Linked DNA regions of Mus musculus: all the other regions are linked to region 1. The links are chromatin loops, found by intact Hi-C in ENCODE. Cell type or tissue: heart. All regions are shown on one strand.

What was found. Peaks named below come from ENCODE experiments on the same cell type or tissue, not always from the same donor. Only the 100,000 strongest peaks of a DNase experiment are listed, where the experiment ranks them.
Region 2: a loop joins it to region 1, with 4 times the contacts of the local background. A loop is called at or near these places in 4 of 42 quality-filtered maps.
Region 3: a loop joins it to region 1, with 3 times the contacts of the local background. A loop is called at or near these places in 2 of 42 quality-filtered maps.
Region 4: it touches region 1 in a loop (4-fold over the local background); 12 of 42 quality-filtered maps call a loop at or near these places.
Region 5: it touches region 1 in a loop (7-fold over the local background); 12 of 42 quality-filtered maps call a loop at or near these places.
Region 6: it touches region 1 in a loop (10-fold over the local background); 16 of 42 quality-filtered maps call a loop at or near these places.
Region 7: it touches region 1 in a loop (2.2-fold over the local background); 2 of 42 quality-filtered maps call a loop at or near these places.

Annotation. Positions count from the first base shown.
Region 1 is chr1:152,902,440-152,906,439 of GRCm38, forward strand. Smg7 (Smg-7 homolog, nonsense mediated mRNA decay factor (C. elegans)) reads right to left here and starts at 207. Exons shown (of 23, transcript NM_001160256.1): 1 at 70-207. The coding sequence starts at 98. In heart, CTCF peaks have their summits at 499 and 2,315; DNase peaks (open chromatin) are centred at 732 and 2,292; H3K4me3 peaks cover 2,386 bases; H3K27ac peaks cover 2,341 bases.
Region 2 is chr1:153,090,826-153,094,825 of GRCm38, forward strand. Nmnat2 (nicotinamide nucleotide adenylyltransferase 2) reads left to right here. Exons shown (of 11, transcript NM_175460.3): 8 at 3,212-3,288. Among named protein-coding and RNA genes, the nearest start is that of Lamc2, 94 kb to the right of the region's middle. In heart, CTCF peaks have their summits at 1,585 (motif pointing left) and 1,784; DNase peaks (open chromatin) are centred at 1,216, 1,546 and 1,926; H3K4me3 peaks cover 627 bases; H3K27ac peaks cover 884 bases; H3K27me3 peaks cover 174 bases.
Region 3 is chr1:153,330,106-153,334,105 of GRCm38, forward strand. It overlaps Lamc1 (laminin, gamma 1), which reads right to left and starts at 2,681. Exons shown (of 28, transcript NM_010683.2): 1 at 2,023-2,681. The coding sequence starts at 2,434. In heart, a CTCF peak has its summit at 2,080 (motif pointing right); DNase peaks (open chromatin) are centred at 2,866 and 3,796; H3K4me3 peaks cover 3,948 bases; H3K27ac peaks cover 3,152 bases.
Region 4 is chr1:152,765,930-152,769,929 of GRCm38, forward strand. Arpc5 (actin related protein 2/3 complex, subunit 5) reads left to right here and starts at 613. Exons shown (of 4, transcript NM_026369.2): 1 at 613-938; 2 at 2,932-3,004. The coding sequence starts at 796. It also overlaps a transcript of Rgl1 not described here. In heart, a CTCF peak has its summit at 2,429 (motif pointing left); DNase peaks (open chromatin) are centred at 602 and 2,372; H3K4me3 peaks cover 2,041 bases; H3K27ac peaks cover 2,022 bases; H3K27me3 peaks cover 138 bases.
Region 5 is chr1:152,777,558-152,781,557 of GRCm38, forward strand. No RefSeq gene overlaps it. Among named protein-coding and RNA genes, the nearest start is that of Arpc5, 13 kb to the left of the region's middle. In heart, a CTCF peak has its summit at 1,690 (motif pointing right); a DNase peak (open chromatin) is centred at 1,694; H3K27ac peaks cover 462 bases.
Region 6 is chr1:152,788,524-152,792,523 of GRCm38, forward strand. No RefSeq gene overlaps it. Among named protein-coding and RNA genes, the nearest start is that of Ncf2, 9.6 kb to the right of the region's middle. In heart, a CTCF peak has its summit at 1,850 (motif pointing right); no DNase peak of the experiment used is centred here; H3K4me3 peaks cover 839 bases; H3K27ac peaks cover 1,828 bases.
Region 7 is chr1:152,845,607-152,849,606 of GRCm38, forward strand. It overlaps Smg7 (Smg-7 homolog, nonsense mediated mRNA decay factor (C. elegans)), which reads right to left. Exons shown (of 23, transcript NM_001160256.1): 14 at 3,128-3,410; 15 at 513-657. Among named protein-coding and RNA genes, the nearest start is that of Ncf2, 47 kb to the left of the region's middle. In heart, no CTCF peak of the experiment used is centred here; no DNase peak of the experiment used is centred here.

The sequences.
Region 1 (4,000 bases):
GTCCTCGGCCCCCCGAGAGCCTCCCCTTCCCCCGTCGCCACCACGCCTCGGCCAAGCTCCGGCGCTCACCGGAGATACTGCGCGCTCTGCAGGCTCATCCTCCGCCGCCGCGTCTCGCCGCGAAGCCTCCGTGGGTCTCTCAGGCTCCTCGGAGCGGCCCCGCGGCCCCGCGGGTGCTGGCGGTCGCCGCCATCTTCCTCTCCTCCGACTCCTCCTCGCTTGGCGCGGGGTGGGGGGGGGGGAGAGTGAGTGAGGCGAGGGGGAGGGAGTTGGGGGGAGCGGCTCCGGCAGCGGCTGCGGCTCTGGCCTGTGGGGCGCAGGGACGCTCCGGCTCCGGAGGGGGGGGGGAAAAAGAAGGGGAAAGGGGCGGGGAAAGAGGAGGGGAGAAGCAGAGGAAGGAAGTCGGGTTCGCTCTCGCGAGACTTCAGCAGCGCCGGTCCCTCTGGGTGCTTTCCGCCGCTCTGTAGCGCTCCCTCTTGGGATCGGCGAGCGGTGCGGTGCCCGCGCGCCGGCCGAACGATCCGGTGCTGGTGCCCGGCGGCCTCCTAAGGCTCCGTCCTGTTCCTCCCGGGCGCGGGGGCGGCCCCCGGCTCACCGCGGACATCGAGCCCAGAGCAGCCCGGAGTCACACTCAAAGCCTTCCGCCCGGCCACCCGCCCACTTCTCACTTCCTTCCTTCTTTCTTTTTTTTTTTTTTCCCACTCCTCCACTTTCCCCGCCGGAAACGCCACCCCTTCCTCCTACAGTTCCGCCCGCCAATTCCTCGACTCCGGTCGTCCCCTCGCGCGCCGGAGAGTGACGCAGAGGCCTCCCCCGTTTCAGCCGCCCCTCCCCGGGCACTCTGGGAGAAGGTTGGGGGGGGGGGGGGGAATAGGGCGGAGCCCAGGGAGAAATAGAAAGGAAAACCAATCCGATTGGGCAGGCCGCTGCCATGGAAACTGGAGGCTGTGGTTGTATTGTCATAGTAACTGCCGTGTGTAGACAGGGTGACCCTCCCGTAGAGAAACGGGTTCCCTGGAAACTGCCCAGGATTCCCCACTTGGATTCCCTGCCTTTTTAAAAGCCAGAAGTCGAAATGGTTATCCGAGTAGGAAAGTCCATTTCTTCCTCCCTTACTCTCCCAGCAAAAATTGGGGGAGACCCCGAAGCATTCATTTTAGGCATTGCCAGTCCCCCAAGGGTGGAAACCACCTCCATCGTTGCCTATCTGAGCCGGGTAGGGAGAGGGCCGGGCCCGAGAAGAAAAGGCAGGTTATGAAGGCCGGCGGCGAGTGGGTGGGAACGAGAAAGCGAGGGCGATGCTGCGAAGTCAGAGGAAAGGGAAGGGGCTTCCCCACCACTGTTTGAGGCTGGGCAGCGGGATCCCGCCAGAAGCGGGTCCCTAAGGGAAGAGACGGGCACATGACAACCGAGATGCGGCTCCGGCGATCGCGAATGTTCGACTTTTTGTAGCCGGTCGACCCTTGCCTAATTCCTACTCGATATCACCGGCGAGACCTCCCGTAGGCGACTTAGTGAGAGCTCGAACCCAGCCTAGGAGGCTAACACGCAGTTCTTAGGCATTTAGAATGGAGAGCGATCAGAAAGGCTGATGACGTTCTTTCCAGAGGTACCCTCAGAGAGAAAAGACGCTCCGTCATCGAAGGTTGATCTCCAAAGACCCCCTCCTCAAAAACATCTGCAGTGTTTTAGAACTTGCCATAAAAAAAAAGTATCTAGATTTATCTGCATGAGGGAGTTTAAGAAAATAATTTTCCATTTTGAGAACGAATATTTTAAGCATTTTGTGTCAGGTTTAGGGTTAAAATAGAAATAATGGATCCTGATGATGTGGAATCGTGTAGAATAAGTCATTCTGATGGAATGAAGTAATTATTGATATTTTACAGGTTTTATTTTCAATTGATGTTGAAAGTTATATAAGCAGCTATCCTAAAGTGTTTTAGAATAAGATCCAAGAACGCAGTCCTCACTGTATAGTTAAAACCAGCATTTTCAATGGGATCTTGGTTTTGGTTTGGGTACCTGATATCTTCCGGTTTTTCCATGCTGCCTAAAGAATCGCTTTACAGGTCTTTCTCTGAATCCAACTCCTATTAACCTAGAACAGTGTTTATTTGGAACGTGTTTCTGTTCTCAGGAAACGAAAGTACAGCCCACTTGGACATCATTCTCAAGGACAGCATGTCATTAACGAAATAGAAAGTGAACTATGCCCCCTCATGCTGCAAGCAAGCGCGAGTGTGAGGCGCTATGACGTATGGGCGATTGCAGCAGTACAATGGCCCCTATCTTCCACCAGCGCCAACGCACCGCCCACTCACGGGAAAGAGAGCCACCTAGTGAGAAACTGTTCACATCTCTGGTGTGTAGCTTTCTACCTCAACTCTGGAAGTCAAAGAATGGAAGTTACTACTATATATACTCAAATATTCTACTTTTTTTTTAGTTAGTATTCAGGGTGATGAATTCCATTATGGCACACATACACACACAAATATTTTATCTACCTTCCCCATTGATTTCCTCCATACTACTTTCTTCCCTCTCTTCCTTGTGCTCTCCCCCTCTTAGTCATCCATTCTGCTTTCATTGTCCTGTGAATTTCCATTAGATTCTCCACTGCTTCCCTCCCTACAGACCTTTTCTTCCCTTTTCATGGTCCTGTTTGAACTTTCATGACACATACACATTTTTAATCTAGATGCTGTGTATGAGAGAAAATGTTATTTGTCTTTTTCAGTATGGCTTCTTTTTCTTAATATTTGATCTCCAGTTCCTTGCTTTTTCAAAAAAAAAAAAAAAAAAAAACCTGGTTCCGAGGGGGTTTGCGATTGAAAAAAAATCCATTATGTATATTTTCTTATCTGCTGATGGACACATAAACTAGTTCTATTTCTTAGCTATAAGGACTAGTGCAACAATAAATATGGATGTGCCAGTATCTCTGGTGTGTTGACTTTAAGTTTTGTTCCCAAGAATGGCAGAGCTAACTTTTATGGTAGTTTTATTTTTAGTTTCTTGGGGGACTTAGACACTGACTTCCAGAGAAGCTGGGCCAGCTTACATTACCACCTACAAAGCATAAGAATTCCTTTACTCTCCACATCATCACCAGCAGGTCTGTTTTCTTCTTTCTTTTTCTTTCCTTTTGTTTGGTTGTTTTAGTTTTCTGTCTGTTTTGTTTGTTTGTTTGTTACAGACTGGTTCTCTCAGTGTAGGATTGGTTGGCCTGGTCTCTCTGACCAACCTGGCCATGGATTCACAGAGAGTGCCTGTCTCGGCCTCCCAAGGGCTGGGATTTAGGGCATGCACCCCCACTGTCTGCTGTGATTGGTTTTCTTTTCTTTTTGGGGGGGGGGGGGTTGGGGGTTTTTTGAGACAGGGTTTTTCTGTGTAGCCCAGGCTGTCCTCGAACTCAGAAATTTGCCTGCCTCTGCCTCCCAAGTGCTGGGATTAAAGGCACGTGCCACCATGCCCAGCTGTGATTGGTTTTCTTAACAGCCTTTCTTTTAATTTGCATTTCTCTGATGGCTGAAGATACCGTATGCCACCTCACTTTACGTCTGTTTCCTATTCTGAGACCCGTTTCTCCCGCTCGTTGGCCTGTTCACTGATGACTTGTCTTTGCTGTTTACTTTTTGCGATTCTGTGCATTTTCTAAATCAGTTTTCAACCTGTGGGTCTTGCCCCTTTCACAGGGGTCACATATCAGACATCCTGCATGTCAGGTATTTACATAATCATTCATAACAGTAGCAAAATTACACTTATGAAGAAGCAACAACATGAGGAACTGTATTAAAGGGACAGCAGCATTAGGAAGGTTGAGAGCCACTGCTCTATTGTTCCCATTTGATGTGTAGTTAGCAAAGGTTTTCCCCTCCTTTCTGCAGGCTCTGTCTTCAGTCAAGTGGCTGTTTTCTTTGAGGTAGAAACGTCTTTAGTTTTGTGTAGTCTCATAACCCATGGGGATTATACTCTGTGTTAGTAGAGTCCT
Region 2 (4,000 bases), 190 kb after region 1:
CGTTGGTTTTGCCTACTGATACTGCAGACAAACAAGGCCGCTTCAGGTTTTTCAATGCTTTAAGGAAGAGAAGGAGGCCAGGGTTGGCTGAAAGCCACCATGTGGCTTGCCTGCAGCCTTGGCTGAAGCTAAGGTATCTATCCCACTGTCTGTGTGAGACCCTGGTGCCCAGAGTAGGTAGAAGCTGATTACAAACATCTGTTGGGGGCAGTGGGAGAGAAGGAGCTGACAGCTGGGTAAATCAACAAATCAGCAAGATGAAGCCTTCCCAGGGTTCCAGAGTGAAAGGCAGGTGGGAAACCCAAGTGCCTGCAGCTGGAAAGGCATGGCGGAGGCAGGCAGGAGTGGAGTTGGAGGCCGAAGATGATGAGGAGGGTCAAGTTGGTGGATGTCTAGAAGGAGAGGCAATTTGGTATCCAACCAGATCGGATTTAACTTCTAAAGATGTGTCAGATACCTTGTGGATACTCTTCTGAGGGAGCACTCGGGTTTGGGCTCCTGCTGTGATCTTAAGATGGCTGGTGTGTCTAAGTACCATGATAACCAGCAGATGTGATAACGTTTTGAGATGTAGTCGTGCCTGGGCTATTCCTGTTGCTTTCCTAGAACTATTTGTAAAATGTTGACAACTGGTTACTAATTGGCAGAGGCATTAGTGAGAATGGAGTGCAGTTAGCACACAGTTAGACTTCGTTGAACCAAAGCAACTCAAGAGCCTCACCTCTTATTTACCTTTTAGACTTTAACATCCTTTACACATCAGCTTGTCAGCTCTGAAGTCTCCAGGAGAGTGGGCACCTGGCTTTCTGGCCAATCGCCACAAAGCAAGCAAGTTCTGTAAGCCCAGAGGATCCAAAGGCAAAGCAGCCAGCGCTGAGTTCAAAGCTCTAAGCTCTAAGCTCTAAGCTCTGCATCCCTGCAGTCCCCTGTAGGAACTGTCACCCTGCTGCCTGTCTCAGTCCAGCAGAGCTCAGAACAGTCCTAGGATTTTTCAGTGTAATTTGTCTTTTCCCCGCCCCGAGAGCTTGAATTAGGCTCTGCTGTCTCTGCTGGGGGAAATCCCCTCTGGCTCCCCAGTCTGGCTAGCCTCCTCTGACTGCTTTTGCTTTCTGGAAGGGAAAGGGATCCCCGTGTCTGACAGGGAGGGATAATGAAGAATTCTTGGCTTCTGAAAAGGAGAGCCATGATGCCCCTGCTGACAGACAGACTCCAGGTTCACAGCAATACAGGTGGCAGCTGCCTCCGTGTACCGTGGGAACTGGGATGGGCCACTGGGCTACACATAGCTGGAATTCCTGAGCAGGGAGTGTGGAGGGAGAGTACTGGCCCTGACTGCTGGCCCTGGGTCAAGATGACCAGCGGAGGGAGGCAGACCCAGTGGAGGGCAAAGTGAGTAAGTCCTGCAAGGCCCTGGTACTCACAGGCTCCTTGCACACCACAAGGAAAATCCATCTTTTTTTTTTTTTTCTTTCCTAGCATCAGTGAGCCCATTCTGTTTTCAGCAGTTGGTTGCTTCCCTCATGGCTTTCCCAGTTCAAGGGCTTGTGGACTGGAAATATGGAAATCACTGCTGCCCTCCAGTGGCTTCATGTGGGACCACAGACTCTACCAGGGCCATTACCAATAAGCACATCTGCACTGGTCCCGGGCGTGGGGCGGGGTGGGGTGAGTCAGAGGTTTCACTCTGCCTCTCTGGGCTTTAGCCTATTTTTTTTTTAAGTCTCATATTATTCTTAGGCAAGAGTGTGAGTCCTAGCATAAGAATGGAAATCCCAGTTCAGGGTCTTCAGCCTTGGTGTTGCCAGCATTTAGGGGCAGGCATTGTGTGTTGTGGAGCTGCCCTGGGCACAGTAGGATGCCACTTAGCAGTGTCCAATCCACCAGATGCCAGTGACACAGTTCTCCTCTTCCCAAGCATGACATTCAGACATTGTGAAATCGCCCTTAAACTGTCCGGGGGCTATCTCTCAGGCAGCCCTCTTAGCTCTGCAACCACATCAATTGCTGGCCTAACTACTCACCATGTCTGAGTCCCCTCTGGGTGCCAGTCACTGCCAGGCCCTGGGGGTAGAAAGACAAATTAAGGTTCTGTGCCAAAGAGATAACATAAGCTCTCAGTCTTCATTGTGTTCCCTGAGGGAAGAACCAGAGACAATGAGATAGATGCTGGCTACTTTCTTCTGACAATGAGATAGATGCTGGCTACTTTCTTCTGCCTCAATCCCATCTAGAGACTCTCAGGGGCAAGCTCAACATCTGAAAGCCTTTGCCCAGCCCTGGGGTGTACGTCAGGCAAAGCCCCCGGGCTCTTAGGGACCATGGTAGCAGCCGTGTCTGGAAGACTAGTGGTCAGCTCTGCACAAGCGGTCTCATTGTCTCAGATACAACACGCTGGATAAGGCAGAAACCTGGGCAGCCTAAGATGTGCACTAAGATGTAGGACACTCTGAGGAATGTCAAGAATCTCTAGATTCTTTTCCTGTCACTCAGTTGAATCTCACCATTTGCTACCAATTTTAAATGACAATGAGCCTCAATGGGATAATTCAAATTGGGCTTAATGAGGAGGAGGAAAAAAAAAAAAAAAAAAAAGCAAGACAGGCATGGAGCACCACGGGTAAAGGGGAGGTGGCCCCAGCCTTGCTTCCTGAGCCCTTTGCTGAAGGCTACGTCCTCAGAAAGAGAGCGCACAGTTGATCAACTGGGATACTCCATCTTCACAGTCAGAGGTCTCCCTCCATCCCATCCCTGCCGTGTTAGCACTTGTTGAAGGAGGCCCACTCTAGGTGGAGAGAACACAGAAATAAGTGCCTGTTATCCAGCCCTAGGGAGGCTGAGACAGGAGGGTCCAAGAGTTCAAACCTCAGCTATATAGCAAGTTTGAGGCCAGCCTAGGCTACAGTCTCAGAAAGGAAGGGTGGGAAAAGGAAAGTAACAGTGGGGTGGGGGAGGGGCTCCGAGTCCTTATGCCAACGTATGTAGCTGGCTGCTGTTAGAGAGCCCAGCCATCCTGCGCTAGCCCTGAAGGTGGTGGTGGTGAGGTTGGGTTGGGGGTGCTGAACTATGGATACCCTGGGGTGGTGTTGTCAAGGCGACCTGAGCCCCACAGTTCTAAGAGTGCAGACTTAAGTGTTCTTGAGGGTAGAAAGCTGAGAGCTAGTACCCAGATCCTCCTCTGATGCTGTGTGCCACCTCTGCTCTCCCTCCCCAGAGCTGCGCATCTTGCTGCTGTGTGGTAGTGACCTGCTGGAGTCTTTCTGCATCCCAGGACTCTGGAATGAGGCAGATGTGAGTAGCCATATTCCCAAATCTACAAGCAGCTTGGGGTGGGGGTGGGGGCATGGGGGAGGCATGTTTGATTTTGGCTTCTGTCTCCCCCCAACAGTCACAGACTGGAATCTCTTGCCTCTTCAAAGTTCCCAAGAGGGCAATTCATTCACATGACCATGGAGGAAAGTTCTCACCTACCCCAGCCTTTGTCTCCTCACCCTCCTCCTCATCCTCACCCTGGGGAACCCTGGGAAAAAAGCACTCCGGGTTATAGAATGTCTTGTTCCAAGCGCTGCCTGGGGTGTGCATGCTGAGGTCACTGAGACATGAGGGGAGGGATCAAGAAGAAATTCTGCCCTTCGGAGGTTATAGGTGTGGCTTGTTTTCCTTTGCTGCCTTTGAAGGGATAGTAACTACTATCCCAGTCTCCCCATAGCAAAAGAATGGGGGTCCAGAGGGGGATCTCTGGTTAGAGGCATCCTTTAGATGACCGATTTGACTTAAGGGAAAGAGGCAGTTAAACCTAAGCCACTCAGAAGTTCTGACTCGGATGGCCAGTCCCCTGCTTTCCACACACGCTGTTCTCTCCTGCTGGTTTATTCATTCTCTCTTGGGCTAGATAGCCTGAGCTAAAACCAGCTCCAACCTCATGGCCCTATGCAAATTGCTTTTCTGTTCGTTTTTTTTTAAGAAAGGGTCTTGCTATGTAGCCCTGGCAATCCTCCTGCCT
Region 3 (4,000 bases), 430 kb after region 1:
ATCGCAGTACCCTGCACTCAGAAGCAGGTGGGGGTTCTCTAGGAGTTCAAAGTCAGCCTGGTCTACATAGTGAGTCCCAGGACAGCCAGAGTGAGCCCCAGTTTTATGAATGTCATTTAGCAACCAACTGAAGAATTTTTCAGTAAAATCAAGTCCAAGCGTATAGAAAATATCATGTTGCCGTCCTAATGAGATGGAAGAGTTCTTTGGCCTCGTCATTAACATGGCCCAAAGCTAATTAATATAGCTGGCCCCCAACAGTAGCAACCTGGCTGCCCTCTTACCCTAGCGCATGTCTCTGCAACAGAGACTTCGCCAGAGATTAGTTTCTCCCTCTGCAATCACCTGAAATAAACCTCAGCTCCTTAGCCTAAAGAAGGAGGAAAGCAGAGATTGACAGCCTATTGTTCAGAACTTTTCAACGGCATCTCAGGCACTTGGGAGACGTCAAGGCCTTGCCTCTGAATTTTGTTTCTTTTTTTTTAAATCTGAAAACGGATTAAGCAAGACTTCAAGGGGATTCAGAATTGAGTACAAAAAAAAAGTAAAACATAAAAAAAAAGTTAAAAATAACTGGACATAAGTTATAGAACTTAAAAACTCTGAAGCTACTTCAAAGGACTCCCAGAGATCTTGGGAAGCGGAGTGCCGTCTGGAGAAAGGCATCTCTCCAAAGCATCACTTTTACACTTCTATGTCGTTCCAGTCCTTTTCAAAACCGAACTCACTCTTAATTACTGAAAATCGGATGCCTCACATTTTCATTTATGAGCTTGTTTTCAAAAAGTTCCATCTGCCTGGTGACTCGTCTACAAAGAAAAAGGCAGCATCTACTACAGAGGCAGTAACACTGCTCTCCTAAAACTTCCTCCACACACAGTCATTTACACTTTCAAGGCACTTTCTCTAAGTCATAGTCTTTCTCTGAAGAAAATTCCCTGATAATATAATATAATATAATATAATATAATATAATATAATATAATATAATATAATGAAGAGCAGTGGAAAGAAAACCCTGAAACCACGATCAGGGGACTATCTGCCTACAAAATATCCCTCTCAAATATCCCAGGGCAACAATCAGTTTTTCACACTTAATGTTGCACAACTGAACACAGCAATGAAAATTTTTCTGCTCTCTTGTCTGTCTCAAAAGTAAAGAAAACATCTCCAGGTGAAGCAGGAACTTTGATCCGTTCAGATAATCACAGCCTTGCTCATCCACGGCTCTGCCATGAAGTCTCCTACTTCAGCCCTCTCCTGGATTCTAAAGCATGCTTGTCTCCACACTTGCTTCGGATCAAAGCAAAAGGGAAGACTATCCAGGAGAGCCTTGGAGCTTTTTACACCGGAACAAAACTGCCCTCAATTACAGAGAGTGTCTTCATTACCTTTCTGTTTTCTCCCAACTAGGATTAGCAGTGAAACAGCTCCTAATTAAGGCTGAACAGCTCTGAAGAACAGTAACTTTAAAAGTGAACTTCCACTTTAATTACACATAGAAATACCGGCGGCAAAGGCATTTGCTCCCCTCAAATTCCCCTATCAAAACTAAGAGCAATCATTCTCAACCCTGGAGACAGACAAACATTTTAAAGACAAGTGTTTGAAAGTGGACCTTCAAGACTCTAATGTAAGCATGCTATGTGATAGTCCTGTCCTGCCAGGATGAGTGTTTCATTAGCGCCTCAGGGTGCAAAAGGGGGTGGGGGGGTGTTGGTCCAAAATCCTAACTGCTGAAATAGAAAAGAATCAACGGAACGAGAATCCGGTTGGACTAGAAAGAGTAAGAAAAAAAGAGAGAGATGCTAGCGTGGGACATGGTGGCCCTCACCGGATGTTCAAAGCGAGATGAATTTTAGAAGTTGGAGAAAGGAATTTCTGTGTGTGGCCCACGCTGGAGAACAGACCGTCAGCACGCGGCTGGACAGGCCCCTCAGGCCGGACCAGCGGCTCCATGGATGCGGCCCCGGAGCTGGACCGTGAGCGAGTAGTGGGGACGGGGCTGTCATCGCTTACCCAGGTGCAGCGTGAGGTTGATGGAGTTGGGGTACTGCACCCCGGCCAGCATAGTCTGGCTTTGCCACCAGGTGGTGTCGGCCTGGTTGTTGTAGTCGGTCAGGAAGGCTGCCCCGTGTTGCAGGTGCTGCTGGCCGGCGTCGCACAGGTGACAGGACTTAGTGACTCCGGTCACCCCAGTCTGCACGCAGTACTCCTCGGGCGGAGTCCCACACGTGTTGGTAGCCACCACGGTCACATTGAAGGCGGCATTAACAAACTCCGGCATGCAGCGCTGCGGCCGCCCGCCCTCATCCGCGCACTCGTCCATGGCCGCCCGGACACAGCCCGCCACAGCCGCCAGCACAGCCAACAGCGGCCACAGCCGCCCCCGGGGCTGCAGGGCCAGCGCGGCCCGCCCGCCGCCCGTCATCCCGCTGCGCGCGGGCCCTCGGCAAAGGCTGGGGTGCCGCGCTGCACTCGCCTAGCGGCGTATCCCGAGGCCGATCCTCCGCTGCGGGCCGAGGCCGGGCTGTGGACCGGGCTGGAGGCCGAGAGCCGGACGCAGAGCCGATGGGTGGGCGTCCGAGCCAAGATCGCGCTGCCTCCGCTACCTCCCGGTGCGCAGCCTGCACTGTGCGCCGACCCCCGACTTCCGAGCGCGCACTCGAGAGCGCGCCCCAGGAGGAAGGAGAAGGGGGTGGGGTCTGCCCGGCGGGGTGGGATCTGGCGGTGGAGAAAACCCAAGGCCGGCCTCCTCGGCAGCTCACGCGGGCCAGGAGCTGCTCCCCGCCCTACGCGTCCTCCCCAGCGACTCCCGGCGGCGGCGGGGGCGGCCTGGAGGGCGGTGGGCCAGAGAAGCGAGATGGGAGGGGCGGGAGCCAGAGGACCGGGCGCGAGGTGGGCGGGGCGGTGGAGTAGGAGGGTGGGGTGCGAGGAGGGCGGGACCGGCAGCAAAAGGGAGGGGGGCGCGAGATGGAAGAGGCAAGGGGTCAAGTGGGAGGACTTCTGGATGGGCGTGACTAGAGGTGGGCTGGGCGAGGGGGTAAGAGGGAGGGGCCCAAGGTGGGCGGAGAGGGAGCGTGAGTGAGGGAAGGAGGGCGGGGCGTGGGGTGTGGGGTGCTGGGCAGTGCATGCTGGGAGGGTAGGGGCTTCGGTGGGTTGGGAACCCTCATCCAGGTCTTGTACCTTAGAGGATCTTGCCCTGGAGGGTATGAGGCTAAGAGGAGGTTCTTAAAGGGAGACGCAGGTGGGTGAGGTGGCCCGGAATCTGTGTTTTTGACTTCATGAGGACTTGGACCCTGGCCCAACCAGATGTCAGTCCTTACGGTATAGCTCAGCCACTACCTGACTCTGGAGCCTGAACACAGCGCAACGGTGCGGTGGCCTGCGTGACCTCGCCCTCCCCAGCCGTCCCGGGCATTGCCTCCTGTATCCCGGGGCAAGCCCTGCCCACGCTGAGGGGAGAGATCCCGAGGTGTCCAAGGGACTGGATCCCTGTGGAACACAGGGCTCGATCTCAGCTTCAGAGTCAATTTTGTGATTTCCTTGCTCTAAATTAAAATGTGACTGTCATTTAACCGGGCAAGGAAGGAAGTGAGAAGGCTGGGAATGGAATGACATTTTCCCCTGGATACGCAGACCTGCTTTGAAATTCTTCCACTCTGTTGTTTGTGTGTCCTAGCTTGCCTTTAAAAGACTCGAAATTATCTGGATTCTGACATCCTCCTCTTCGGACCTGCTGAGTCACAGAATATTGTCAGTGCCAGAATGACTCAGTTCCCAGAGCCCGAGCCAAAAGATCATGCGTTTTAGTCTCAGATCAGAACTACCTGCAGTGCTGATAGGACCAGCAGACAGGGGAAGGGAGGGTGCTGTAAAAATGAACCAGCTGAGAGCCGGGCTTGGCAGCACACTGTGCTAATCCCAACCCAAGATGCAAAGCAGACCAGCAAAGTGTAAGCTCCGGATCAGTAGTCTTTTTAAGATAATGATACTG
Region 4 (4,000 bases), 140 kb before region 1:
GTCGCGATGCTGTCACACAGCACTGACAGGTAAGAAGTGACCTTTTCGATTCCGTCCTTGGGGACCTCCCACCGACAGCGTGCCAAGAGTCCAAGCCGGGGAAGGGGCTCTCAGCTCGGGAAGGCAGCCCCCGGCGGCGCACGGTCCGAATGGAGGGCTCCGATCACTAGTTCCGAGCTGGGCATCACTTTGCCTCATACTCCTGCAGACTGCAGGGGACTAGGTTCTGCAGCCAGTCCATCGCACCCCACGCGCGAGTCCGGTCACCCACACTTCACACCGGACCCCAACAACCAGCGGCTGGCACCGACAGCGGCGGCGGCAGCAGCACTCCAGGCCACGCTCCCGAGGTGCCCATAGCCTCCAGCCCAAGACCCCCCGCAAGGCAGGACCGCAGAAAAGCGTTTCTATGGGAACGTCCCGGGCATCACGTGATGCTCCCCGGCGACCAATCGCGTCTCCGCGCCGCCTCTGCCAGCTTTCTGTCGACCCGCCGCCCCCGCCTCCTTCTCCAGCCCCGCCCCTTTCCTGCAGCGGGCCCGCGCGTGCGCGGTGCGTCCCGCGCGCTCCCCTGCCGACGCGCGCTCCCGGGGGACGCGGGGGCGGAGCGGGGGCTGAAGGATGGCTGCAAGCAGAGGAGGAGGCCGAGCCCGCTAGCGCGCAGGCCCAGAAGCTTGCAAGCCGCGGCTGCCGGCGACGCCCCAGAGCGGAAGAGGGAAGTGAGTCGGACCGGGCTGGGCTCGCTAAAGGAGAGGCACCGCGGAGGGGCAGGCCAGCGTCGCGTCGCGATCCGGGATGTCGAAGAACACGGTGTCGTCGGCCCGCTTCCGGAAGGTGGACGTGGACGAATATGACGAGAACAAGTTCGTGGACGAGGAGGACGGCGGCGATGGCCAGGCCGGGCCCGACGAGGGCGAGGTGGACTCGTGCCTACGGCAATATCCTTACGCTCGCGGCGGCCGGGGGTTGTGGGGACGCGGGGCCACGCGACCGGCTGTGCCCGGCTCTAGGTGGGGACGGAGGACAGGAGCTCCCGGGGCCAGCAGGCCGCCTGTACCCCGCGGCCGCGCCGGCGAACTTACCGGCGGCGCCCCGATTCCTCAGGTGCGCGGTCCTAAGCGGCCGCGCCCTCCCCGGGGCACCGCTGGTGTCCTAGTGGGCACCTGAGCCAGTCTCTGCCCGGTGGGGACACGGGCGTCCCGCTTGGAGTCTTGCTTTCCTGTCCGGTGTGTGTGGTTGGCGGAGCGGGGATAGTTTATCCCTAGCCAGGAGAGATGGAGCGGTTCGCAAATCGAGGCCCTCGGTACATTCAGCCCCGGGGCTATTTCATCGGCAGCATTGTTTATTAAGAGAGAAGGGCTTTGGCAAGGTGGCATTATAATTCATGAACGAGCCGAAGGGAGTTTTCTTCTCCAAAATTCCCAGTTAAAGCTTGGAACCTTTCACCTGCTAAGAAAAGGCCACTAAAAAAGGGATAGCGAATGCATGCAGAGAATCCCTGGGAATAATATAAGATGAACCCCAGTGAATAAAGCAGAGAATGAGTCGGTTCTATAAATCAACATTGTTTTTCTGAAATTGTTTCCCTTCTAGTTAAAACATGGCTGTCAGTTCCTGGTTCCTTGGTTTGCATATCTGAATATTCATAACCTCGAAATTCATTTGCATCGATCCCTTAGAAAAATAGAATGTTACAAAAATCCAAACTGGAGCTTTAGAAAAATCGTATTCATTAAGTCTGTTCATACAGCTCTCCCCTCATCAATTTTCTACTAGATTATAATGAAGAAAGTGAGCAAAAACAGTGGTAACCACAGCATCAAACGTACATATATGTGCAGTATAGGTTTAACTTTCATTACCATAACTTTCACAGTTGTTACTAATTTGATTATTTGTTAAAATACTTGGGTTTTTTTTTTCTTTAAAAGACCATGCAGGCTTGACAGTAGTTTATTACCTACTGTAGATAATTTTTTATTAGACCCTTTGCACAGAAATGGTGAGCTTATTCTTTGTTTGTTTGGGTTTTTTTTTTTTTTTTTTTTTTTTTTTTTTTTTAGTCTTTATGGTGGATATATGATATTTTATTAAACTAATGTATTTTAGGTAATTTCTGGTGATTCCTACTGCTGTGTTCATTATCAATTCAGTCTACCTTTTTGTCAATCCATTTTAAAATATAAAGATATTGTCTCTGGTTCTAACTAGGAGAGACTTCAGATTGGTCGGGTACTACAGATGGAGGAACCAGTGACTCTGTTTCTCCTTTTAGGGAAATGACTGTCTGTTCTGACAGTCTGATTGGCCTTCCGTTTCCCCTGCTTGCTAACTCACCAGTGCTTTCAGAGACTGAGTAGGTATGGATGGTCCAGCCCAGTTTGAATAACCTGTAGGAAATAAAGTAAGCTGCCACCTACAGGTCGTGCGGGTTACTACATCATCCAGAGCCCTGTTCATATTAAGCTATTCTTCCATTCTGATTGCCAGAATAATCAGCCAGCATTTCAGTTAATACACAGTGTAGTTTCAGTATAAAGTCTAGGGTTGTTTTCCAGCAAGAGTCACACAGACAAGTGGTATACTTTGTTGGTAAACTGCATCATTTGGTGACCTAATAATTCTTAACACATAGTCTTAAGATTTCTTGAATACCCATCTAGACAATTGCGTGTATCTCACTGGAAAGTGTAATCTATTTGACTGATAGAACTGAGGTCAAAACAGTCTTTGCTTTTTTTTTTTAAATCTATTGTTTAATTCCAGTATTTTTACCATTGGTTGACATGTGGGAAACACACCCATGCAGTTTCTAATATCGAACATAATGACCATAGTAACTTTTGTTACTGTGCAGAAAGTCAAGTCAAAAACCAATATTCCTGTAAAGCAGGGGCCATCCTTTTCTGTTCCACCCTTAACCTTCGTTACAGGAAACATGACAGCTGCTCTCCAGGCTGCTCTGAAAAACCCCCCTATTAACACAAAGAGCCAGGCAGTGAAGGTGAGTTTCAGACTACAGCATTAATCTCTTCTGTTTCACTATTAGCAAAGTCCTTTGATGCCCCACAGTCAACATTGTACCTATTTCCTGTCCTTGACACAAGAGTTTACAGTGTGACTTTTGAGACTGAACCGCAGTCTATAACCTGGTCTGAAACTCAGGAGATCTCCTGCCTCCACTGGGATTAAAGGTATATGCCACCACGTCCAGCTTTAAAGGGAGCTTGTGACAAGTAAAAATGTCATGAAAAAAATAGCCCTGAAATGTAGAGTTAGGAGAGTGCCGTGTGGAGTGCAGTAAATTTAAAGGATAGAGCCATCACTTCTGCGTGTGCTTCAGGAGGAATCCACTCAGGTTGGATTTAAATGGGCTTGAAAAATAAATTTGCCAAACACACACAGCTGCTTCTTGATTTCCTAATTTTGTAAATATTAAATATTATAGAAAACAAAGCATGCGTGACCTTAAAAAGGTGATCTCTGTCCTACTTCCTTGGGTCTTATAGTTTTTCCTAATTTTGTAAATATTATAGAAAACAAAGCATGCAAGCTTAAAAAGGTGATCTCCATGCTATTCCTTGGGTCTCAGTCACTGCCTTATATGGTATCGCTGCACACCTAAGGAGTTTCTACAAGGGTTTGTGCTCTTTTAAAAAATAAATAGAATCTTACACTCCAGCTGTGTAGTCATGTACATGATCTTCTTTCCTTAGCAATAGATTATTTCTGTGGCATTTAACTGCTATACACTAGTATGTAACATCTTATATGCAACTGATCCCTGTTATTGCATGTTAGATTTTCTAGTTTTTCCTGCTAAAATTGATCATTTTAAATCTTAATTATTTATGTCAATAAAATTCCCAGAAGAGAAATGCTAGCACAAAAATGACATTTTTTAAAGACTTTTGATACACAAAGCATTGCCAAATCTCTCAGAAGAGCTTTGTAGCTTACATCCCTACATCAGCCCTCCACTGATTCTTAGGGAACTGCT
Region 5 (4,000 bases), 120 kb before region 1:
TTTTGTCAGGAAAACAAATTAGCAACAAAGAGCTCTTTGTTATATGTGATTCTAGCTGCGGGAGAGAGGGCTCAGTGGTTGGGTGCTTCCTGTACAATCATGAGGCCTGGAGTCTGGATCAAAATATCCAGGAACAAGCCTGGAACCCCCCCCCCAAACGCCAGCAGCTCCAGCTCGAGGGCAGTCAGTGGTCCACACGCACAGGTGTATCTGCCACACATAGACGTGCACATATAAACACAAATGAATACCTTAGTGAGGTGGTGTTCATTCTTGATCTTTTTAAATGGTGAGTTCTGTCTCCCATCGTTGACCTTCAGTGTCTTGTCAGTGAGACACTAGTAGTCCAACATTCGTCTCTGAAGCCCAGAGTTAACACTGATTTTACATGAATATGATGCCAACTCTGTAAAATACAGCAGGGCACTGAAGACATCCCTAGTTTGTGGTAGTGTGACTTAATTTTCAAAGCTAGAATCTCAGTGACAGAGGGAGTGAAATGAATAGCCCACCCCTTCCTGGGAACCCACCTCCAGACCCGAAGCTCAGAAACTCAGTCGGCTAACGTCAGAGCACCCTACACCTGCATCGCTGCAGTTACGTCAGGCTGCTTGGGCGAGGAAGCTGTTACCAGGAGAAGTGGGGACTGAGCTTTCCTCTAGAATCTCCAAACCCTGGGCCTTAGATACTTGTGAGATCAAGCCAGGAGCCTTTTATGAACAAAAGCTGACACCTGAGAAGCCAGAAGAAAGGTTTGAAAAGGTTCTACAACAGTGAGGGACCTGCTCAGCACTAAAAGCATGACTTTAAAGTCTCTAAAAAAAAAAAAAAAAAAAAAAAAAGAACACGTCACAGAGACCCCACCCCCAAAATCACCAAAGAAAACCTTGTGCTGCAGAAACTCAGCCCACTTCCCCTAGTGGAGTCACCCTTACAGGCGTCGTCCTCTAACCCAGATGACAGTTACCTGCAGTGTTCTGTTTGCACAGATGATGTATTTTTAACTAATGAACTGCTATTCCGTTTTGTTACAGTTCCACTTAGCAAGAACCAGGGCAGCACTCTTATGTTACATTAGCCAGACTTAAAAGATTACTGGTTGTCTTAGTTAGGGCTTTACCGCTGCAAACAGACACCATGACCAAGGCAACTCTTATAAGGACAGCATTTAATTGGGGCTGCCTTACAGGTTTAGCCCAGTATCATCTAGGCAGGAGCATGGAGGCATTCAGCCAGCATGGTGCAGTCAGCGCTGAGAATTCTCCATCATCTGAAGGCTGCTAAGCAGATCACTGGCTTCCAGGCAGCTAGGGTGAGGGTCTTAAAGCCCACACCCACAGTGACACACCTACTCCAACAGGGCCACACCTAATTGTGCCACTCCCTGGGCAGAGCATATACAAACCATCACACTGGCCATAACTAGAATTGGGTAACTTTACACTTTTATAAGCAAAATTACCAAAAAGCCCCAAAACGATCAAGAGTGGAAGAGATACACTAAGAACCAAGTTAAACCAGTGCCTTTTAACATTTATAGAGGTGTTCCCTTCTTGGGTCTCGCTTCCCATCTCCCTCCTCATCTCAGCCCTGCATTGCTGGAAGGACTCCAGGTTAGCCAGCTCTGTGCACTCACTCCACTATCTCAAGCTGGGGCCTGGGGAGCCTCTAGGGCCAGTGTGTTCTGCCTATAGGTGGCGCTGCTTCCCACTGTGGACCCAGGGGCAGGCTCCTGGTCCAGCCTCCTTCCTACTTGTTTCCTTGTTCCACGAAAGTTTAGTATAATGAACGCAAGTTCTCTCTCCATCTCCGTACCTCACCTTTCTCTAGAACAATTCCTTAAGTTCCACACAGCATGAAAACGGGCGTGGCATTCCTGTCCAGCTTTCTAGGACGTCCCTTATCTTCCAGGTCTGTTGCTACCCGGAGGTGACTGCCCTTGGAACTTTTTAGTGACTCATGTGACACTGCTAAAGTCACAGTAGCTATATCACCTTTCCTGGACAGACTTAGTCTTTTTCTAATGGTGCCAGCCCAATGCCCTAAATGGGGCTGACTAACGTGCTTCCTTTTGCTTATCTCAAAACCAAATCAAGATTGCAGAAGCAGCCCTAAAGAGTTTCTTCAACTGGTGCTGAGTTAAAGGCCAGGGTCTTTTGTAGCAAATAATCTTACCATTTACCTTTTTATCCATTTATTTTCAACTATAGAATTTGTTCATATGCTAGTAATCCCCCCCCCCCATACACACACACACACACACACACTTACCCTATTAGTCTTCTTGACAAAGAATGTAATTTTTTTTAATGTGCATTGGTGTTTTGCCTGCATGTATGTCTGTGTGGGGGTGCCAGATCCCCTGGAACTGGGTTTACAGACAGCTGTGAGCTGCTATAGGGTCAATTAAGAGCCGGTACTCTTAACCACTGAGCCATCTCCCCAGCCCCAAGAATGTAACCGAGTATAAGCATTCACAGGTAAATACTTTAAGTTCCTCTTTTGCCTGTACAGATACTAGCATCCTGTACCCGTTTCTTACCTGGTTTTCATCACCTATGTATTCCATGAGGACTTCTTAATCATATGAAAAAAATCATTTTAATTGCATAATATTCTTTTGTATAGATACATACCTAGCCTTTTCTCTATTTCCATCTTGGTTGAGGTGGTGTCTCATCTTTTGAATTACATACAGTGTTGTTGTGACATGGTAAACAAGTCAGTTTACATACATTCAAACCTACTAGGAGACTTCTGGAAGCAATGTTTTAGAACCTAGTATAATATCTTGAGAGAGATTGCTGAATTGCCTTCCTCTGAAGTCATACCCATTATACTTACTCTAACAATGGAAAATGCTTGCTTTCCCACTCCGTTTCCTAGCCCGTTGGTCATTAAACATGTTGTATGTGTGTGCATGTACATGTATGTGAAGGTTATGCACGCGCATGTAATGTGGGGAGGACAGAGGTCACCTTTGGATGTCTTCCTCCAGTCTTCCCGTTTTAATGTTTAGACGGAGTTTCTCGCTGAGCCTGGAACTCGCCGTTTCAGTTAGATCCTCTGTGTGTGCCTCCCGACACTCATCACAGGCTTTGCTTTACCACTGAGCCATCTCCACAGCCTGAGAATTCTTAAACCTAAGCTTTTAAAGTTACAGTCACCTATTTCTCCACATAAACGCCTCAAAGGCTTTCTCACTGCTCTTAAACTCCAAGCACGTTGCTGTGACTTAGGTTACCATGTCGTGTCTCTGTCCCAACCTTATTGCTCATCCTCAATCTCTGACTCCAGCCCCGGTAGCTTCCCCTCCGCTCCAGCCCTTCCTTCTCACTACCTATTCACACAACTAAGTCCTTATTCCAGATACTTCCTCGGGAGAACCATCTCCATCCCCATCCGACATGAACAAGTGTCCCTTGTAGCTTTGAATAGCCGTAGCCCTTGTGTAGCCTTGGCATTATTACAATCTACATCCATTTGCACTATTATCTGACCGTTGATACCCTATACTTCTTCATGAAAATGGGCACTGTATTTTTGCGCTCTGTAGCTCGACCAAGCCTACCACTCAGTGTAAGTTAGTTATCTTTTACCAGGCAAGGTTACCAAATCTAGTGACTAAATAGCAAGTATGCTATGTAAATGAGTATTGAATATAAAAATATGTTACCTACCACCATGTAACAAATCACTCCAAAACCCAGTAGCTTACAACAATAATGGCTTCCTCTGACAGTTTTGTGGGTCAGGAATTGGGTAGTGGCTTTCTGAGTATGTCTTTTTTGTTTGTTTGTTTTGTTTTGTTTTGTTTTTTGTTTTTCGAGACAGAGTTTCTCTGTATAGCCCTGGCTGTCCTGGAACTCACTTTATAGACCAGGCTGGCCTCGAACTCAGAATTCCACCTGCCTCTCCCTCCCGAGTGCTGGGATTAAAGGTGTGTACCACCACGCCCAGCTCTGAGTATGTCTTACTTTGAGTTTCTTTCTCATGAGCC
Region 6 (4,000 bases), 110 kb before region 1:
AGCAGCAAGGATAAACTGTCCCACTACCTCTGTGTCTGCCACAGTGCCCCAGCCCAAACCAAGGAAGAGTTCTGAAACCTTTCAAGTGGCCCTGTGGGCCTGGAGAAGGTACCTGGGCTCAGCGACGGGCCTAACCAGAGAGCTGGAGTTACAATCCCTGTTTTCTTCGATTAAAACTGTGTAAGGCAGGGACTGGAGAGATGGCTTAATGTTTAAGAGCACTGGCTGCTCTTCCAGAGGATCCTGGTTCAATTCCTAGTGTCTGCACGGCAACTCACAACTGTCTGCAACTTCAGTTCCAGGGCTTCTGGCACCCTCACACAGAAATACATGCGGGCAAAACACCAATGCACATTAAAATAAATAAACAAAACAAAAACAAGAAACAGTGTAAGACCAAGGGAGCCAGATCCTGTGGAGGCTGAACTACCACAGCTTAATCAGGAAACAAAGAATCCAAATGATTCCAGGCATTTTTTTTTTACCCAATCTGGCTACTTTTGCTTATTTTTCCATTAATTTACATTTGTAGAACCCTGCTTGAGATGATGGGCTTAAGAAACATTTCTTTTTTTTTCTTTTTTTTTTTTTAAAGATTTATTTATTATTTTATGTAAGTACACTGCAGCTGTCTTCAGACACACCAGAAGAGGGCATCAGATCTCATTACAGATGGTTGTAAGCCACCATGTGGTTGCTTGGATTTGAACTCAGGACCTCTGGAAGAGCAGTCAGTGCTCTTACCCTCTGAGCCATCTCTCCAGCCCCTTAAGAAACATTTCTAGTTTATCTAAACTAAACTGTCAGAAGGCTGTGAATCAAGCAGGAGGTATCTTGGGGATCAGGTATGTGTTATCACCCCCCATATCCTACTCTCCCCCTCATACCCACCCCATACCCACCCCATACCCATCTGGCACCCACCCCAGTCGAGTTCCTGACCTCAGGAGCTCCCAACCTTCTCTACTCCAGCTGCAGAGGTCATGCTGACTCCCAGATGTACAGAGGAAACAGCAGCTCTTATACAGCATCAGTGGAAGAACTTCAGTCATTTAGGGCAGGGTCAGAGTTTACTGACATCTCTATAAGCCACATCATCCCCTTCCCTAGCTACAGTATCATCATTCATGAGAGAGCTTCATGTTGGTGTGTTGTTGTTGTGTGTTGGTTGGTAGCTTGGATGTTGGTTGCTTTGTGGTGTTGTTTTAATGGGGGGGAGGGCAGGGAGAGACAGAGACACAGAGACAGAGAGAGAAGGGGTCTGGAAATCAGAGGATAACCTAGAATGTCGATCCTAACTTTCCACCTTGTTTGAGGCAGAGTCTCTTGCTTGTGGCTTTGCCTGCCAGGCTAGCTGGCCTGCAAACTTCCAGGGATTCTCCTGGGATTACAGACAAGTCCTGCCACCACATCCAGCTGTTTACATGGCTTCTTTCTTTCTTTTTTCTTTTTCTTTTTTGTTTTTTTGTTTTGTTTTGTTTTTCGAGACAGGGTTTCTCTGTGTATCCCTGGATGTCCTGGAACTCACTTTGTAGACCAGGCTGGCCTCGAACTCAGAAATCCACCTGCCTCTGCCTCCGGAGTGCTGGGATTAAAGGCGTGCGCCATCACTCCCGGCTTTACATGGCTTCTGAGGACTTGAACTCATGTCCTCTTCCTTGTGTGGAAAACACTTTAAACACTAAGTGATCTTGCTAGCTCAGTGCTTATTGTTTTGTTCTGTTTTTTTTTTCCTCCAATTGTATGTGCATGAACGTTTCGTTTTGCCCGTCATTGTGTAGCTATACATATTCCGTACATGCAGTGTCCAAGGAAACCAGAAGAGGGCATTAGATCCCCTGGAACTGGAGCTACAGACATAGTCTGCGCTACTATAATGGTGCTGGAAACCAGGCAGGTCCTCTGCAAGACCATCAAGTGGTGTTAATCGCTAAGCCATCCCTCCAGGTGGCAGTGTTTGTTTTTTATTAGGGGAAATAAAACGGGTTTACAGCTGAATTGCCTTTGACAAACTGACCTATTAAGGAAAACAGCATAGCGTGACTGGGTGCAGTGCTTTGGGAGTGGTCTTCTCCGTCTCGCTCGCTTTCACAGAGCGCCAGCTTTGCAAGCTGACAGGTCCCAGCCATATTTAAGGTCACAAACCTTGAACAAGTTACAGACTCCAAGGCTCGTTGGGGAAAGCTCTTTGGTTATCAGCGTTGTTGTTGTTGTTGTTGTTGTTGTTGTTGTTGTTGTTGTTGTTAGAAACAATGAACTGATGCCCACAAAGTACATTAAGCCTTCGGAGAGGAACTGGTATTGGGAGAGTTCGCACCAGCTTCCTGCTGCCCCGAAGGAATTCTAAACCTCTGCCCTATTACATCCCTAGCTGGCCCCTCCCTCATCTGCACACCTACTGGGGAGCCCTTAGACGGCTAAATTGGTCACTGCTCTCTTCACATCTGTCTTCACTGCCTCTGAGGCATGTTCCACATCTAAACATTGGACCCTGGGTCTGAAGTGCATACCACACCACCCCTGGAAAGAATTCCCGGGAGTCTCTTATCATGACACTCACCCTGCAGTTCTCCTGGGCTTGCATACTGATTTCCATGATCTGAGCTGTGGCTCGCCTCAAGTAGCTGCTTCCGTTCTCTGTAGGAGGAAGGAGCAGATAACATGGAGAGGAACATTTCAGACTCTTGAACCTGCCTGAGGCCCACAGTAAGGGAGAAACGGGATCAGGGGTGATGTGCCAGCCCCACCTGTTGGAGCGTCAAACTCTCCAAAATGTGGGGAACACTCCCTTGCATCTCAAAGATTACTGGGGAAAGCAGTCCCTCTTTTGTCTCCTTAGCTCCCACTACCACCTCAGCACATTCCAACCTCTCACTGCCTCCCTCTCATCCCCCATTCACTGCCCAGCTCCGCCAGTGACCTCACCCAAGCCTTTGATCTCCTCTCCTCCCTCTCTGAAGAGTTATGGTCCTGTGTTGCCCTCATTCTTCTCAGGCCCCAGGGACATTTTCTCAGAGACGAAATACCAACAGCAACAACCACAACAATGGCCATGGCAGCTAGCCTCAGCTCTGTGCTCTGGGAGAGCCAGAAGCATGACTTTAGTAGCAATGTAAAAGTGCAAGTTTACATGGACTAGCGCTGCACTTGCTAGGGCAGTTGGGGGTCCACATCCTCCTCCCCCTGTTGCCGGGTAGCCACACTCAGCTTCTCTTCTCGCACTATTCCAGCATCGTTATCCCTACCCGAGACACTACAACAGCTTCCTTTTCAAGAAGCTGTTGATGTGTATTTACAACATTTTATGTGTTTGAGTAATTTAGCTGCATGTGTATATGTGCACCACGTGTATAGCCTGATGAGGTCAGAGAGTGTTGGATCTCCGGGACCTGAAGATATGGATGTTTGTGAATCACTGTGTGGGCGCTGGGAACTGAACCCAGGTCCTCTGCAAATGCAAATGTTCTTAATAGCTGAGCTAATTCTCCATCTTCCTACAGTGGCTTTTTAATATGAATCCTTGCCCTGCTAGTGACAAGACTTGAAACACTTCATTCCAGGCTGGTAGGATAGCTCAGCAGATAGAGGAGCTACCAAATCTGATGACCTGAGTTTAATTCCCAGAACCCCCTTGCTCCCATAAACCATCCCCTGACTTCTCCGTGTGCCTCCTTTGCCTCCACGCCAAATAAATATTAAAAACTTAAATATGTATTTCAGGCTGGCGAGATGGCTCAGCGGTTAAGAACACTGACTGCTCAAATCCCAGCAACCACATGGTGGCTCGCAACCATCTGTAATGGGATCTGACGCCCTCTTCTGGTGTGTCTGAAGACAGCTACAGTGTACCTATTTATAATAATAAATAAATCTTTGGCTGGAGCAGACAGGGTCTGAGCGAGCGGAATTGATCGGAGCGAGCAGAGGTCCTAAAATTCAATTCCCAACAGCCAAATGAAGGGTCACAACCATCTGTACAGCTACAGTGTACTCACATACA
Region 7 (4,000 bases), 57 kb before region 1:
AAGAACACAGCTTTAGTTCTAAAGAAACTTGACAAAAGAAAGGTGTACAATTTGAGAAGAGGGTGTTTTTACATATTATAAAAAGTAACAATGAACCATGCAGGTCTTTAACATGACATTAAGAAATACAGCTGGGCGTGGTGGCGCACACCTTTAATCCCAGAACTTGGGAGGCAGAGGCAGGCAGATTTCTGAGTTCGAGGCCAGCCTGGTCTGCAGATTGAGTTCCAGGACAGCCAGGACTATACAGAGAAACCCTGTCTCAACATCGCCACCCCCCCCCCCCGCCCCCCAAAGATACTTTCATGTTTTAATGACAGCATGGAGGAATCTTCATAGTAACTGAGTAGCACTAGTGTGTTAACTACAGAGAAATGACGCAACCAGAGCCCCTTAACCATTAGGGAGGCTTTATAGTTCAGCTTAGGAACACTGCCCCAAGGTTACAAAGTACCCAGTGAGTGAACAGAAAGCCCTGCACCAAGGCCTCAGACAGAAGAATGTGTATTTACCTGGTCGGCTGGGAAGAGGAGGGAAGGCTCCAGGGTGATGGATGGGGATGAACTGAGAATTACTCGTTTGACTTGGAGTTTGAGTGACAGGCGTTTTCCTGGCTTCAGACACTGGAGTCTTTCTTAGTTCTGTCTGGGATTTTACCTATAATCAACAGAACCAAAACTAACCATAAAAACCTGGTGCCCATGTATTAGAAAGAAGCACCTACTTTAAGAAAAATATTAAAATTTTACGATGTCCATCTATATTAATATAAGAAAATTAAAAAGAAACAAGGGCTTTCATTTACTAATACAATTATTTTGCTCTCTTATCACAGAAAAATAAGGAAAAGGAACATAGAAATCATTTGTTTACAAGTGAGGTAGCTCATACCCACAGGCATGCCTACAACCTTCAGCTAGGGCTCTTCATGCTGAATTGTGATTTAATGAAAACTTATCTCACAGGTGACATACCATGGCTCCCGGTTTACTTTTAACTAGGTAGCACTTTTTTTTTTAAAGATTTATTTATTTATTATATGTAAGTACACTGTAGCTGTCTTCAGACACTCCAGAAGAGGGCATCAGATTTTGTTATGGATGGTTGTGAGCCACCATGTAGTTGCTGGGATTTGAACTCGGGACCTTCAGAAGAGCAGTCGGCGCTCTTAACTACTGAGCCATCTCGCCAGCCCCTAGGTAGCACATCTTAAGGCTCTTTAAACAAATACAAAAATACTTCCAGCAGCAACAAACAGGCCCAAAGTTCTAAATATCAAGTTAATAAGGAGATGCCATGGGCAGTCCTAAAGGTTGAGCCAAAGGCAAGAAAATAGTTTCAGAAAAAGAGCATGATAATCCTATGTCTGCAAACTGTTGTGTTGTATTGCCAAGGCAAGGTTCTGCTACGTAGTCTTGGCTAGTTTAGAAACTGCTATGTAGTCCCAGGGGGCCGCAAATGTGTAGCAATCCTCCTGCCTGTCTTCTGAGTGCTGGGATTACAGGAATGCACTGCATCCCTGTATGCCAGATTTACTTTAGTATCTACCAGTAGGTTGAGAAGGACTGAGGAGAAAAGGAGCCTTGTGTTAGCAGCATGGGTCTCACTGGGAGGCCACTGCAGAGGACATGCAGAAGATGCTTGGGCTTAGTCCTCAAACACAGGTCTAGTGAATGTGGTGGGGTTTTGTGTTTTTTGTTTTCTTCATACCCTCTTCTCTTCAGGCCATTTCCTGTATGTGTGTGTGTAGTTTAGAGGATGGCTCAGTTAGTAAAATGCCTGTGGACATGAAAATGAGAATTCATTCTCCAAATCCACACAAAAGTACCAGCTGCAGCACTTACGGTCCCAGTAAGTGACAAGGAGGAGTCAGGAAGAAGGGTCAATGACTAGAGTCTAGCTTAATGCTGCACTCTAAGCCAATGAGGGGCCCTGTGTCAAAGGGAAGGGTGACACTTAAGGCTGTGCTCTCACCTTCATGCACACAGGAGGGCACTGGCAGAACAAACACATTAAAATGACGGGAACCACACACTTCGTTGCCATCCTGCCCCCGATTCTATCAGGCAAGGAAATGATGGTCTTGCTGATAAGCAGCCTGCTGCAGTAGAGGCCCCCAAGGCAAACACCTTCATTTGTCAAAACGAACCAACAAATCATACAGCTTCTTACAGAGTCATCAAAACATTAATGGTATTAATAAAAGTCAGGATCCTTTTGTATTATAAGAAATTAACAGTATCCCTTTTGGAAAGGTATAAAAAGGGGTTACAAAAGCTGGGAAGTGGTTTTCTCAAACAAGATTTGAGTTGTTTTACCAATCTTTGAACCAGGATACTACTACTGTATAACACTGCTGGCTCAAACAGGTACAATGTCAAGAAAAGGTGTTTCATTTTTCTCAAAACAAAAACAAAAATAAAAAACAAAAAACAAAACCCCAAAAAACAAAAGTTAAGTTTTACTTTGTACAGTGAACCTTGTTTGTTTTTGAGATAGGGTCACTATGTAGCCCTTGCTAGCTTGGAACTTACAGTGTAGACCAGACTTGGTCTCTTACTTCAAAGACCCACATGCCTCTGCTTCTTGAGTGCTGAGTTTAAAGGTGTATTTTATTATAATACCCAGCCTGCAGAACTCTCCAGGGGGTAGGAGATAAAACAACAGAAAGCTTTGATATACTTTTAATTCTACTAGATGCTCTGAAACCCCAAAACTCCTCTGTAATATTAATTGGTAGTTATACTTTCCAAAGGAAAATACAACTCTGTACAGAGCACTTAAAGAGAACTTCACTGACACAGGACCTCCTTCAATTGATAAAGTCGCCATCTACCACAGCTCTGTCTATACATACCTTCCTAGGAGGTAAAAGAACGCACTTAGACTGCGGAACGGCTAATGTACTGGTCTTTATGAACGACACGAGAAACCTTGCCGTTTGTTTGTGAGCCTTCTCTCCCTGCTTTATAGTTCAAATACAGCTTACCTGCACTGCCACACTCTGCTTTCCTGTTTCCTGCAACTTTCCTAAGGTGCATCTCTTGGTCTCAGCTCTCCTCTTGCTGCTGTCCTTCTGTCCGTCCTCCTGAGTTACAGTTACGCCTTTGCTACAGTCCCTTCTCACCTCTTTGGGAGGAAAGCTTCTTCCTTGGTTCACTTCTCGTGGCTTAATGTTCTCTTTAAAGGTGACCACTGGTTTCTCTCCTGAGTCACAGCTGTTGCTTGGATTTCGGCCTGTAGACAGCACTGATTTCAGTCCTGGGCTCCCATCCGTAGCCAGTGACTCTACCACAGATGTTTCTTGTAGGATGAGGTTCTCTTTGGCTTCACTGGGGTCTTCTAGTATTAATTCTGGGATTTCTGTGATAAATAACAATTTCCCTACCTCATTTTCACACTGAATCAGCCTAAAAAAGCAAGAATAAATTCATATATAAAAAAAAAACCATAAACTACAAAAATAAGTAACTCAGTTGTGTGTAGCTTCAATAACTATTTTTATACCAAAACAAAACAAAACAGTATTACTCAGTTACTGAGACTCTTGTGACTATATTTCACATCAGCACATCACATTCAGTCCCTGTTTTTCCCCTTCTAATAACCGTGGCTACTCTTACTGAGCATGATTTAAGACACTAGTCTAAGTCCTTGACATAGCCTATAAGGGAGGTATATATACTTATCTTATAGATGAAGTGAAGCCCAGAAATGGTATAAGTTTATTTATGCATGCAAGTATTCAAAAGTGCACAGAGCATGGCAGGAGTTTAAAAACAAACATTAAGAAATAACAGTATCTGACTCTGAACAGGGTATGTCCCATCAGGAAGATGCCAGGTTCACAGAAAAGATCAGAGCCAGAAACTGATCACGACCCTAACTGACTCCAAAGCTTGTGTTCTAGTGACCTTGTTGCTTTGTCTTTAACTAGTGCTGGAAGCATGGCCTTGCTGTCCTGAGCGAAAATAACTGGCACATCTGTGCCAAACAAATC